Linked DNA regions of Homo sapiens: region 1 is linked to region 2. Evidence: chromatin contacts called from ENCODE Hi-C or POLR2A ChIA-PET data. All regions are on one chromosome and are shown on one strand. The core of a region is the stretch at or near the end of the contact, and the rest is flanking DNA. Distances in the headings are between cores, read along the strand shown.

The links. A loop is a pair of places that touch in the nucleus more often than their neighbours do. ChIA-PET counts read pairs that join two places held with the same protein, here RNA polymerase II (POLR2A). Pooled maps may share reads with other maps.
Region 1: a loop to region 2 is called in a pooled map, with 1.9 times the contacts of the local background. The contact joins two enhancer-like sites. A Hi-C loop is called at or near these places in 1 of 37 single-sample maps with no recorded cell type and 3 of 50 pooled maps. POLR2A ChIA-PET finds 5 or more read pairs at or near these places in 4 of 52 experiments (H1, OCI-LY7, PC-9 and 1 more).

What each region holds. Positions count from the first base shown.
Region 1 is chr5:173,950,775-173,957,516 of GRCh38, reverse strand. CPEB4 (cytoplasmic polyadenylation element binding protein 4) reads right to left here. Exons shown (of 10, transcript NM_030627.4): 8 at 5,579-5,693; 9 at 4,245-4,426; 10 at 1-1,607. The coding sequence ends at 1,380. Among named protein-coding and RNA genes, the nearest start is that of C5orf47, 35 kb to the left of the region's middle. Within about 2 kb of position 2,321, at least 6 of the 41 ENCODE cell types and tissues checked have a DNase peak (open chromatin) inside an H3K27ac peak, as active enhancers do.
Region 2 is chr5:173,693,205-173,700,361 of GRCh38, reverse strand. All of the region lies in intron 1 of LINC01942 (long intergenic non-protein coding RNA 1942), which reads right to left. Among named protein-coding and RNA genes, the nearest start is that of LINC01942, 7.3 kb to the right of the region's middle. Within about 2 kb of position 2,006, at least 3 of the 41 ENCODE cell types and tissues checked have a DNase peak (open chromatin) inside an H3K27ac peak, as active enhancers do.

The DNA of each region.
Region 1 (6,742 bases), core at 1,072-3,571, 260 kb before region 2:
TTATTTATAATAAAGCATGCATTACTTGATGAAGTTGGCACTTCAAACACTGACTATGTCCCATGCTAAATTCGGAAACTGTAATGTTATTTTAGTTTATAGGAAGAGTAAGATAAACATACGTACCTTTGCACAGATTTACACAGTTACTTAGTTCAACAGTGCAAAACACTTTGCAACTACTTCACTTTTTTTAACTGTTTTTTCATTTTCTATGTTACAACTAAATTACAGGATACCCAAAGTAACTTTAAATCTAAAAGTAAGCCAATCAGCAGCCAAATTATATATTGGTTTTGTCTTCCAGTTTTGGCTACAAGTGTACTGTAACACAAAATCAAAAATGATATCCTTGAGGTATCTCTAGATCTGTTGTTGTTTTTTAACGTCAAAATGGAGAGCAAAGGCTGACATCTGATGAGTATTAGTAAATTAGGATATAGAGTTTATATATAAACATCAAAAATAACATTTATACATTTATTCTTCAGGAGAGGAAATGCTAGGTTTCCCACCAGTTGTCATTAATTCTAGCTTTGGTAGGTTTCCTGGGGCTTTGACCAGATAAGTAAGTTAAATAAATAAGTGCACTCCCCTCAGTAGTAAATTTACCCAATTTTTACATTCTGAATTTTAAAAATTGTTTAAGAGAAAATAAACCTAGCTCTGCCTACTTTACTATTTTTTTTTTATTTTTTCTGATGTGGTGGTAACTTTTTGAGGGATAATGAAATTATGTTCAGCCTCAAAACCCTGAAAATTAATTATAATGCTGCTCAGTCTTGCTTATGCATTTGTTTGCTCTAACATGCTCTTTCCATTAAAAATTGTTAACTTCCTCCATTGCTGTTAAAAAAATTAAAAAGGGATGGAAAAAAGAGAGAGACAAAAAAGATGAAAAAAAAAAAAAAAAGAAAGGAAAAGGCAAAAGCACTTCCCTGGGGGAAAAACTGTCAGATAGACCGATAGTGTTATTGTTGCATGGTTATTTTAATAAAAGTATTCTTATATGTTATATTATTAACAATAATTTAATTAAAAACCCAAAATACTCTATTGTTTCATTTCTCTTTTAATATTTCTCTCTCTCCTCTAAGAAAATGTTGCAGGAAGTTTGGATCCTCTTGGTTTCCAGCAAAACAAGAGAATAAAACTTCCATGCAACCCGATGGCAATACGAAAAAGGAGTTCATATTGTTTGCAGTGACACAAGAATCTACAAAACACCTATATTATAGGTCATTCTTTTCATTATACTATAGTTAAGTTACAGACTGCTACAAAAGGACATGCCAGCGTGAAGAGGTTGAGGAAGGGGTCAGAATGAACAGAAGAGTGCACTTATTCTGAGGCCTGAAAATGAGCACTGCAGTTATCCTTTAGTTCCAGCGGAATGAAATATGCCGAGGGCGGTCACCGCCTTCCTTCACCAGGGGCTTGTGGAATTCCCTGCCAGCACGAGAATGGATAGCAGCCCAGCAATATTCACAGTAATACTGCAGACAGGTAACATTAGCACAGAAAAATGGAGCAAATTTCCCCCCACAACGGGCCCCCTGACATTCATCACACAGCTGATCATCCAAGACATATGGCTTAACTTCCACCTGCAATCAAAAATAAGAGTTTACATTTTTCAGTGACTAGGCCAGCAATGCTTACCATACATGTACATTTCCACCCACTATCTGAATGAATCTGTTCCAAGGTGCCCAAAGAGGAAGGACTAATTATTCATTTACTGAAATATGGATAGTTCATCTTTTAAGAACCTAGTAAGGCTTTTATTATCTATCATTTTACATTTTTTTCTTATTAAATAAACATCCTTTAAAGGAAAAAGGATTTGAGCAGACATCATGAAGTGAAGCCAACTGTTTAGACTAGAATGTTATGAGATTAAACCCACAGGAGATTATTCATAGACATAAACCCTCATTTTAATTAGTGGATCTGGATTTTTGTCATATGTGGAATCATAATTTAAACAAAATCAACTAAGATGATCCAAGTTCCACACAACTGCACTTCAATATTCAAGTTGGTGTGAAGATGCCTGACTACTGCGTCACAAGATTCTGAGCTGTCGTAAAAAGCCTGGCTCGTGGTTTCTATTTATAGTGTACACATGTTGGGTTATAATCACAAACCTGGAACTCTGTTAAAAAAAAAAAAAAAGATGCAGCCATAGGATTCACAGTCTAAAACCCTGCTTTGTTCTTTCTCAGTAAGAATGGTTCACCTGAGTCTAAAAGTCAGAGGTGAATTTCTAAAACTGGGCCTGTTCCAGCGTTCTATCGGCCAACCTGTCATGTGAACCTTTCAAGCATTAACAGTCACCTGGTTATTAATTCATCAGCTAGAAAAGAGCTGGTTATTTTTAGTCTGGAGAGATTCATGGCTGAAACTCCCTTACAGCAGGCTGTCACCAGCACTGGTGCCACCCAGCTCTGACAAGGAATCCTGACCAAGATTAGCCATGAACAAAAGGAGAAGAACATGCAGTGAGTCATGATTGTGATTCTGTGCTCCAGCCTGGGTGACAGAGTGAGACCCTCCCTCTAAAAAAAATTTTTTAACTAAAAAAATAAAAGTACAAAAGGAGAAGAAGAGTGTCACGAAGCCCAGGAAGAGCAGGCATAAGGAGAGCACTGGGCTTCTGGCCTCTAGGCTGCTCCATAATGTCTACAGAGTGACATGAACACTGGGCAAAGGATTTCATTGCAGAGGAACACAAATTCAGTCTGAATTTCTAATGACCAATCCCACAGCTCTGAAACTTATGTTGGAATAAGGCAGTGAGATGTAGGTATTTTTTAGTGTGCATAAAAAACCAAGTAGGCCAGGCATGGTGGGTGGCTCATGCCTGTAATCCCAGCACTTTGAGGGGGTGAGGCAGGTGGATCCCTTGAGGTCAGGAGTTTGAAACTGGCCTGACCAACACGGTGAAACCCTGTCTCCACTAAAAATACAAACATTTGTTGGGCATGGTGGTATATGCCTGTAATTCCACCTACTCGGGAGGCTAAGGCAGGAGAATCACTTGAACCCGGGAGGCAGAGGTTGGAGTGAGCTGAGACTGTACCACTGCACTCCAGCCTGGGTGACGGAGAGAGACTCCATCTCAAACAAACAAAGTAGGCATGTTAACATACTAATCTTGTCCCTCCCCCATGCTTAGAATAGAACAGATACTTTTCTCTTTAATAGATTCACAGTTTGTAGGATGACCACCACTATCTTAAATTTTTTTACTGCCAGTGAAGTAGACTGTACATGACATGAAACATAAAAAGCAAAAACTGCTACTGACTTGATGATTTTTACATCTTGAATTGAGAACAACACGATAAAATCAATCTATTTTAGCACAATGCCTCAGAGTGATGGATATCAAAGTCAGCATGCATGAAAGTGCCAGTGTGCCATGAAATAAAAAGGTGACCCCAAAATATAAATCAATATATTGCTTCCCTCATCAATAAAGGCTTTCTATGAAAAAAAAATCGCCAGCTGGACCAAACATTGTGCCCAGTAATGTGGTTGATTACACATTCTGGTCTAAATTCCTATCTCACTACAAACTAAGTTTACAGACTGGAGGTCAGTCCACAGGCCACACTCTGAGTAGTACTGGCAAGTGATACAGTTCTATCTGCTAGGAAATAAACTCATGAGGACAGGAACTTCTTGCCCTAAGCACTAAAACGTTTGTTGAATACATGAAACACCAAGCTAAGGAATAAATCGGTGAGAGGTGGCGGCTGTGGAAAAAGAAAAAAAAAAAAAAGAAATCTGTGAGTACAATTCATTGAGAAATAGGGCTTGCTGAGGTCTTCCCTATGTCCCAGGATTAAAAAACAAACAAAAAAAAGGGCAGGAAACCTCAAGGGCATTCCTGTTTGTATACTTGATATAACACAGAACAAAGGATTCAGTAAATATTTATTGAATGACTTACAAACTAAGTGAATGAATGGACGGATGGATTGAGATTGAATGGAAGTTAGAGAAGATTAAATTAACTCAAGTAAATTGTAGTGTTCTGATTAGGCTACTCAAAAAACTGAAAGATAAAAGAAATTCATAGGACATTATTTCATGTATTATAGACCATAATTAACTCTATAGGCAAAATTGTCAGCTGTCACTTTATTGTCATAAAATGCTCCCGTTCTAATATTGGTAATCACACATTTAGAGGACCATTTCTAGAATTTTCCAAAATGTAGTATAAGGCTTACCCGTTTATCTATCTCTCCATGCTGCAGCTGAACAAAGCGGGCACTGATAGCAGCTATGTAACTCTGTTGATTAGAGAACGCAACTCTCCCAGCTCCTTTTGGGTATTTTAGCTCAGGGTCGGTATCAATCCCAGCGTAGCACACACCTCCATATAGCCGATCCATTATCATCGCAAGCTCCACTAATTAAGAAAGGAACAAGGAGGATATTTAAAATCAGGAAAATTCATCTGGCTCACCAACCGTTTCATCAAAAGCAATTCATCTGTACTCTGAGCTCACATCATTATAATAATTATTAAAATGAAACATTACTACAACCAGTCATCCATTGTGTTAAGCCTTAATCTTTTAATTGTGGGCAAGGGGTTGCTAGGTGTTTTCTAGTATGTTCTCTTTATTCTTCTCACAACTATATGAAGTAGGTAGTAATTTCCTGAGGAAATTGAGGTGCTGAAAGGGTGATCCATCTGTCCAAGGTCACAGGTCATTAAGTGATAGTACTCCCATGTTTGCCTGCTCTGTGCCATGTTGCTGCCATAGATTTACCAGTTAATAATGTATTGATTAATGTAATAATTACTTGAACACTAGAAAACTAACTGGTAGACTCTTTGTGGGCCCTCCTGGCTTATTTCCATCAAAACTCTTTCCCCACAGTCAGTTCACCAATTTTTCATTTAAAAAAACCTTGAAATAATGACTGCATTTTCTTCTTTATGAAGTGTTAAAATCGTGCAGCTACATTCCTGTTCATGTTATGTCTTTTTATCTCATGTATATTATTAAACCTCAAATTACTTGAAGTTAGGAATTTAATTTGTTCTGTAAGTACTACCCTAAAAATCTGATGCATTGCTGGGAAGTCTATTATATCCCAGAGCTCAGTCAGTCGCTGTTGAGCAAATGAGGATGTGGGAAACAAATACTGACAATCTCAATACAGAATCTATTCTTGAAGGACTTTTTTTCTTTTCAGACAATGATGAGCGTAATAATTAGCATTATGCAACACTAGACTAAGTACTTTGCACTGGTCGTCTAATTCAACCCTCAAAATAACACTAGGAAATACTTTTTCTGGTGTTATTTCATCCTAGGGATGAAACGCTTTTCATCCCTACTTGACAGATGGGGAAACTGGGAATTAGAAAAGTCATGGAATTTGTCCAAGGTCACTTAACTATTAGAACACATGAATTCAAACCCAGATATTTTGATTCTAGAACTCTCACTCTTGGATATTAACTCCAATTCTTAGGAAAAATTTATCCTGAAGATCTTCATATTTCTTGCGCTATAGGGTAGAGAGTTTGTCGTTTGTTTAATCATACCAGCTCGTAATGGTCGAGGAACACCACCAACAAATATAGTTTTTCGTGGGTCAAGTGGCTGTGAACCATCCATCACAAAGTCACTGTCACTGAGATTCCAAGGCCGAATCTGGACCTAGGGAATGTACAAACCAAAATGTCTCATTCTCAATACAGACAATTCATGGGCAAAAAAGTTAACAATTATTACAAAGTATTTTTAAAAGCAATAATCCTATGATTACAAGTCAATAAAGCTGGGAAACTAGAAGATTTAAAAACAGTGTATCCCAACCCATCGTTTCATTTTTAGAAGTAAACTAAACCAAGGTGGAAAGTTCAATTTGATTGTCTATTATAAGCCAAATTACTTAACATGTCCACAATTATTTGTAAGTTAATTCACTGTTTTTCAGCTTATTTGGGCCTTTAGTCTGTCCAATGCCTCAATATCTACATAATTTAAATTTTTAGCATGGTATCCAATGCCAATCAATATACAATACTAAGTAAACAAGAATTGTGTGTCCAATCAGTGTATGTCTAGGAAATGCAAACTACTCCTGATACTATCAAATCTGATGCATTATTTCAAAATGGTTTTCAAAGTAAAAATACTGATGATATTTGCAATAGATTTTTTTTTATGACAAATACTTCAGTGTATCCATTAGATAAGTCAATCAAGAATCATGTACCTCATTTAAAACTGTTCACATTTTCTAACTGTCACAAATGCCCACACCAAAGGCTATGGGTTGACAGCAGTGTATTCCCAAATATGCACACCAACAGAGTCCTAGGTCAGAGGTCCCAAATTCAAATACGGATGGGGATTGGCAGGGAACATAAACAAGTCAAGCAGAAAGAGTCCAGACCACAGGAACTCTTCGAAAGTTTCTGACCTAGACAACCACAAGACTTCAGGAGAAGCTCCACAGATGTTATTTGCTTAAGCTGGGCCCACTGACAACTCCATTCTGCACTATCATCATTCACTGGGTGCTGGCTGAGTGATAATAAACTGCTGCTTTGCCAGAGTCATCAAAACATGCCAGTTGCTCCTCTTCCTAAAGACTAAATTTTATGATAAACTTTTCCAGAAAGAAAAAACAGTATGCAATGTACCTGTACATGTATATACACGATTCAGTCTACTTTGGAGAGTACCATATATAAAGTTAA
Region 2 (7,157 bases), core at 757-3,256:
GACACTTGCTGAAGCTTGCCAAGCACTGCATTAAGTGGTAGCTGTCTGGGGGTTGTTGATATTCTCAAAAACCCTGCAAGCTGAGTCTGACTATAGCAAGGCTTGTGGTCAGACAAACAAGGGAGAAGTCCTGTTATCTCCACTTTTCGCCAGTGGCCTCAGGCAAGCTGGTTGGTCTCTCTGAGGCTCAGCTTTCTCATCCTCCAAATGGGAGTAATACTTGACTGACAGATTGCCCTAAAGCACCTCAGCTTATGTAAAGCCCTGATCTGGGCGCCTGGAACATTAGAACTGCTTGCTAACTAGAAGTTACTATTATTGCTGTTGTGGTTATTGTTTTCTTCTTAAACCATCAGGTGCCAGAGGTTTTTGTTTCTTTTTTTTTTTTTTTTTTTTTTTGAGACAAGGTCTTGCTCTGTCACCCAGGCTGGAGTGCAGTGGAGCAATCTCGGCTCACTGCAAGCTCCGCCTTCCAGGTTCACGCCATTCTCCTGCCTCAGCCTCCCGAGTAGCTGGGACTACAGGCACCCGCCACTACGCCCCGCTAATTTTGTTTGTATTTTTAGTAGAGACGTGGTTTCACCGTGTTAGCCAGGATGGTCTCGACTCCTGACTTCGTGATCCGCCTGCCTCGGCCTCCCAAAGTACTGGGATTACAGGCATGAGCGACAGCGCCCAGCGCCAGAGATTTTTGTTTCTAAAAATGGTCAAGTTTCTCTGGCATAAATCTCCGCTCATACTGCCATCATACCCCAAAGAAAGTCCCCAAAAGGACTGGCAAGTAAATTGCCAAAGGGCCCTCTGCTACCCATCATATGGTGGGCTTTCCAAGTTTGAATAAGGCAGAGGATTTCAATTACCCAGGATTACAAAGGAGGGCCTCGGATGCACCATATGGCCCAGGCCTGGCCGCCCATCGTCCTGCATGATCGGAGACTCTCGTGTGAGATATTAACATAATATCCCTTCCAAAAGCGATTACAGAGTTGCAGGCAGCAGAATGTCATTTGGTGGCCGTGGCCCGCTCTCATCAGCAGCGATGACTAAACAAACTAATCAAATCAGCACAAATTTGCACACAAGCCCAGCCGCTGGGCCTGGATATCATTTCGGTGAAGGCATAATTCTGCCTAGGATGACTTGACTAATGGGCTCCCGGTGGGCAGCCAGGCCAGCCTGCAGGGCGAGGGCGGCAGCACCCACAGGCAGCCACAGCCAGGGGCCCGGAAGGTACAGAGGCTGTGGGAGCAAACAGCAAACAGAGGGGGAGGAGAGGCAGGGAAGACACCTGTGCATTCATCACTCCAGTCTCAGTATGGGTGTATGAGCACGCGCGCACGCGCGTGTGTGTGTGTGTGTGTGTGTGTGTGTGTGTGTGTGTGGCCGCCCCATGCACCTCCCCTAGCTTCCTGAGAACACTGGCTCCAGAGCTGCTTTGTTTCAAGCCTCAGTTCTGTATTTTACTGAGTGTCCTTGAGCAAGATACTAAACATCTCTGAGCTCAGTGTCCTCATTCATAAAAATGGGGATAGTGTTTGATCTTAATTATTGAGGCTGCTATGAGGATTCAATAAAATAATATAAATAAAGTCCATCACGCAGTGTCTAATGCAAGGAGTATTCAGTGAATGGCAATTGTTACAACTATTATTACTGTTCAACAGTCTTCACCATGGACCTTCCACGGGTCAGGCCCAGGTCCTGGGAATGTCAAATTAAGGAAGGCCCTGTACTTGCCTCAAGGTGTGCACAATAAAATGGGGTGATGGACCCATAACCAGATAGTCACGCTATCCTGTGGGAAGTGCTGTGGGAGTCGCAGGGGGCTGAGAGCAAAGCGGGGGTGCCTTCACCCTGGGGCCCCAGGAAATGGTACTAGAGAAAGTGAGGCTACAGGTGAGTTCTGGACACTGAGTGGAATTTCCATAGCAGCCTGGCCAGGAAGTGGGAGTCCCGTGAGAGGGCAGACAGGTGCCTGCTGTGAGGGATGGAAACTGGGGGCGTTTACCTTCCTGCTTACACGCCAGCAGGCCATCTGCCGAAAGACTGAGGGCTTCTCAAGTATGAGGCAAGATCAGAACTTGCAGCAATGTCTGAAGAGGCTGGGATAAAGAGGACACATTTCCAGGTGTGTAAATGACAGAGGGTGCAGAGGGAGGCATTGCAGGTCCTCAGGAAGAAAAAGGTAGTAGGGGAGGTGTCCGCTGGCAGCCTGGAGGACTGGCTTCCTGCACGTTTCGGGGCAAACCCCGCCCTGTCTCTACACTCCATTTGCAGAGTGGAGGGCCAGCAGGCTCAATGCCTCCCACCTGCACTGACTTTCCTTCTATTCCACAACATTGCCACAGCCTAGGAAGCCTGCAGCATTCATGACTTAATACTTGTCTCCCAAACAGCAACCTCTTAAAACCTAAATCACTAACCTAAAGGAGGTCTTTATAATGTTACTGTCATTAATGAGCTGGGACCATTTGCCACTGATAGAAGGTAACAGTAGAAGTAAAATGAAAACTGAATGAGGAAGGTTACAGGCTTTAGTTAGAGGCTGGTCCTTCCTAAACACTTGGAGGGTGGGTGAAAGGAGACTGGCAAGTGTTAGGGGACGTGTTAAAGAAACGCCAGCACCCAGGTGAGACCCTTCTCCCTGCGTGATCACAGGCTTGAAGGAGAACTGAAGAGGGACTGCAATCCTCACTGCTTAACATGTTATTTAGAACCAGGCTTATGCACCATCTCCCTGTCCTCGCAGACCCCAAGTAATCACCCCCATCTATTGCCCCCCCTACACACACACTTTGGGAAATGCTGGTCCCAATAATCTGGATAAGCTATAAGCCCTTCGATGCTGTGAATTCAACACTTCGGAATAGGTAGGAGTGACTGGATGTGAACCACCAGGTCACTGCACCTGTCCTCCTCTCTGAGCCCCTCCCTAGTCCTACCCAATGAATGCAGACCTGGTGCCACTCCTAGGAGGTGCTGAGCCCAGCCATGGGGCCCTGGTATGGTTCCATAGATGGCAGTGCTCAGTGTGGTCTCCTCAGATTCTTGCCTGGAGGCATCTCAGGAAGGCCATCCCGCGACCCTCTCATGGTCCTACATCAGGGATATCTGTTTCCATGGCCTCCCTTCACCCACCAGCCCAGCTCAACCCCTACCTGCAACTCTAGCCCTGTGACTTCCTTCACCCCTCACTCCCAAAATGGAGGCGAAGCTCACCAAAGGCCAAGGCTGCCCTGACTACCCAGCTCCAACTGGTTGCCTCATCCGACTCCCCAGCTGCCTCCCTTTTCTCCAAAGACCTGGCTTCAAATTCTACCTCTGCTACTTGCCTGCTGGGATCTTGGACCACTTGCTTCACCTCTCTGAAACTCAGTCTCCTCATCTGCATCTTTGTCTCATCAGCTACAATGTAACTGATCTCATGAGTTTTTATTTTTTGAGAATCAAGTGAAATGATATAGGCAAACTCACTGAAATGCTGCTCAAGGGACTGAACAAATGAATGAGTGAATAATTGAATGAATGAATGAACCTAGGAGGCTTCTAATAGATGAAGAACTGGATGCAAAGTCTAGAGACCAGGGTTCAAGCCCCAGTCCAGAACTTTTCCTTCCTGAGCTTTAGTTTCCCTAACTGCCAGCAAAAAGATTAAATTTAGATGACCACAGAGATTGTTTCCAACTTTAAATGCTAAACTATGATTCAGGGTGTGAGACCAGCAAGCATACTTTTGCGAGCCCTTGCACAAAACCCAAAGCACAGGCTACACCTATAATTTCTCCAAAGCTGGGAGGCATAGGCAGGAAGGTGGCTGGCTGAAGAGTCAAGGCCAGATGAAAAAGCAGTCTCCCTTTTGCAGCAGAGTTGGCAAATGTTTAATAGCACAGGTAAAAATCACAGCCCTGCCATTTCCTAGCTGTGCAATTATCTGAAGAAAGTAATGTGAGTTGCGGGCCTCAGTTTTCCTCATCAGGATAATGGGCATAATTTTACCGTCCTCCCTGGCATGTTATGAGGATGGAAAGACAGTGTTGACTCTTACCACTTGCTCATTCTTGCTTCCTACATGTAGCAAACTCTCAACAAATGGTAATATGCTTACTTTTAACATTTTAAATGACCGTTATCCTGTTATAAGCAACAACCTTCACATTGAATACAACGGTCTAAAACTAAAGGCAGGAAGGGCCCTTTAGTGATGGCAAAGGAGTTTGGAGTTGCTCTGTTCTTCCACATCCTCCCCCCCACCACACACCTGGTCACCTGACGCAGCCAAACCTGCATAGGCCCAGAGGGATGGCAGAGGCGACCCTGCTGAGAGAGGAGCCCGGTCTTAGGGATGGACAGTGGCCCCATCCAGCTCCTGCCCCTTCTCAGTCCAGCTGAGCACACTCTGCCCTGGGGCCCTGGAGGCTGGTGTGGAGACCCCCAGCCCTCACCCTTCACACACTCACATCCCTGACACCTCTCAGGCCCACGTCACAACCTCAATAGACAGAAATTGAACATGCGCAGGCAGATGTGTGTGTTGGTGAGCACACAGCGGGCTGAGAGGTTACCAATATCAGAGGGAAGATGAGACCCTGAGTCTGAATCCTGCTGCCACCAACTCTGCAACCAGTGCAAATGACTCCACCCCTCCGGGCCTCAGTTTCCTCCTCTGTAAATGAGGAATTGTTGTAAGAATGAAGTTAAAAACCATTCAGGGAGCCCAATTAGCACAGAGTCCAGGTCACAGTTCACACTCCATCGATCCCGTCTTTTTAAAAACATTTTTAAGGGATCGCAGGTATATTTCCCTTCCCTACCTCACAGGTGGAAACCTGGGATTAGTAAAGTAGAAATCAGGAAGGAAACGTCAGCTCTTAACAGCTCCCTGGCTTTCTGAGCGAGGAAGCAGTACAACAACTTGTGAAATGGGGTTAAAGCAGGGCCCTTTCACCCTGACTGCAAATTTGAGTCGCCTGGGAAGGTTTGGAAAACCCAGTGCGGGGGCCACATCCCTGGCCAGCTACTTCAGACCCCCTGGGGTGGCAGTGGTGGAGGATTATGTTAGCCTCCCCAGGGACTTTCAGTGTGGAGCCAGGCTTGAGAACCAAAGGTTTAGATCCAAAGGATGAGCTTGGGTTCAGACCAGGCCAGCCCAGGTTGAATCCTGGCTCTATTCCTTATCAGTGTGGTCCTGTACGAGCCACTCAATGCACTCGAGTCTTGGTGCTTTAATTTGTGCAAAAAAAATGGGAATGATATAGAGATTCAGTGAGACATCCGGTGAAAGCGTGAGGCCAGGCATATATTAAGCACTCAATAAATGAGAGCCTCCTACCCTATGGGGCCTTCCAACCAATTTATATGTACAACAGATAGGACATTTAGTGAAGGCAAATGCAGCCGCAAACCATTACAAGACCATTACATTTACCTATGTATTTATTTATTTTTATTTGCTTGTTGATGTTTGTTAAACCCTACTTTGTTGTATTAATAGAAAAAAATGTAAGACTGCCAGGTATGTCTGCATTACAAATATCTATCCTGAAGTTATTCAAAATAGCACCTTTCGCTAGCAGATGTGACTGCCTCTGGTTTGGTTCCCCATTATTGAAAGGGACATCTAGCCGGGCACAGTGGCTCATGCCTGAATCCCAGGACTTTGGGAGTCCAAGGCGGGCAGATCACCAGAGGTTGGGAGTTCGAGACCAGCCTGACCAATATGGAGAAACCACGTCTCTACTAAATATACTAAATTAGTGGGATGTGGTGGCGCACGCCTGTAATCCCAGCTACTTGGGAGGCTGAGGCAAGAGAATTGCTTGAACCCAGGAGGCAGAGGTTGCGGTAAGCCAAGATTGTGCCTTTGCACTCCAGACTAGTCAACAAGAGCAAAACTCCATCTCAAAAAAAAAAAAAAAAAGAAAGAAAGAAAGAAAGGGACATCTCTTTGAGCTATGCAGTGGAGCTGGGTGCTAATGAAGTCAGGCGGGCCTGATCCCCGGTGACAGCTGCTCCTTCCCATGTTCTCAGATGGGCCCTCATGCCCACCAGCCATTTGCTTGGTATTGGGAGGAGCTGCTTTGGGACCCTGCAAACCTGTCCTGGTTACAGAGACAATCACAGCTCACAGGCCACCAGTGCCTGGTGCAGGGTGGCTGGCAGAATGTTCCAGAAAGGACAGTGCATGGAGGAGGACTCAGGAGAGCCAGGTTCCAGGCTTGACACTGGTGAAGCTCACTGGCTATGTGGCTCAAGCAGCTCCTTCTGCCTCTCTGAACCTCAGTGTCCCCTCCTCTCTAAAATGGGGATGGCCAAGACTGCCTGCCTACTCCACCCAGTCCTCATGCGGTTTCAGGGTGAAAAGGGTGGAGGGCACTGGATTTGTTTGCTGTGGCTGCTGTGACAAACTACCACAAACTGGGTAGCTTCAAACAACCATTTCTTATCGAAGCATTCCAGAGACCAGAAGTCCAAAGTCAAAGTGTGGGCGGGGCTGCACTCCCTTTGCAGGCTCCGGGGGAAAATCCTTCCTTCCTCCTCCAGCTTCTGGTGCTTGTTAGCATCCCTTGGCTTGTGGCTGCATCTCTCCAATCCCTGTCTCCAGTCATTATCTCTGCTTCTCCTGTCAGGCTTCTCCTCTCTGCGTGTATTGTAAGGACACTTGTCATTGGATTTAGGGACCACACAGATAATCCAAGATGACTGCATCTCAAGATCCTTAACTTAATTACGTCTGCAAAGACCCCTTTTCCAAATGAGGTCACATCCATGAGTTCCTGAGATCTGGATGTGGGCATATCTTTTTTTCCAGTGGCAGGGAGCAGCGTCAACACTCAGCCCGCTGCAAGCAGCTCATAAGTCATTTTAGTGAACATGAACTGCATCCTGTTGCTAGGGGCAGTAGATTTGAGAGTGCATGCCAGCCTGATGGGTTGGTGATGGTGTCCTGGAGAGTAAGAGCACATGATAAAGGAGCAGCTGGTATCTGCCAGGCAGTGCACTGAGTACTTTGACAATTTATCTCATTTTATCTTCACAGCAAGATACATTTATCTTCCCCTTCCTCAGATGGGGAAACTACCTGAGGCTCAGAAGCACGAAGTGACTTGGCCGAGGTCACTCTCACAGTAAGAAGTGGAGCTGGCATTTGAACCCAGGCA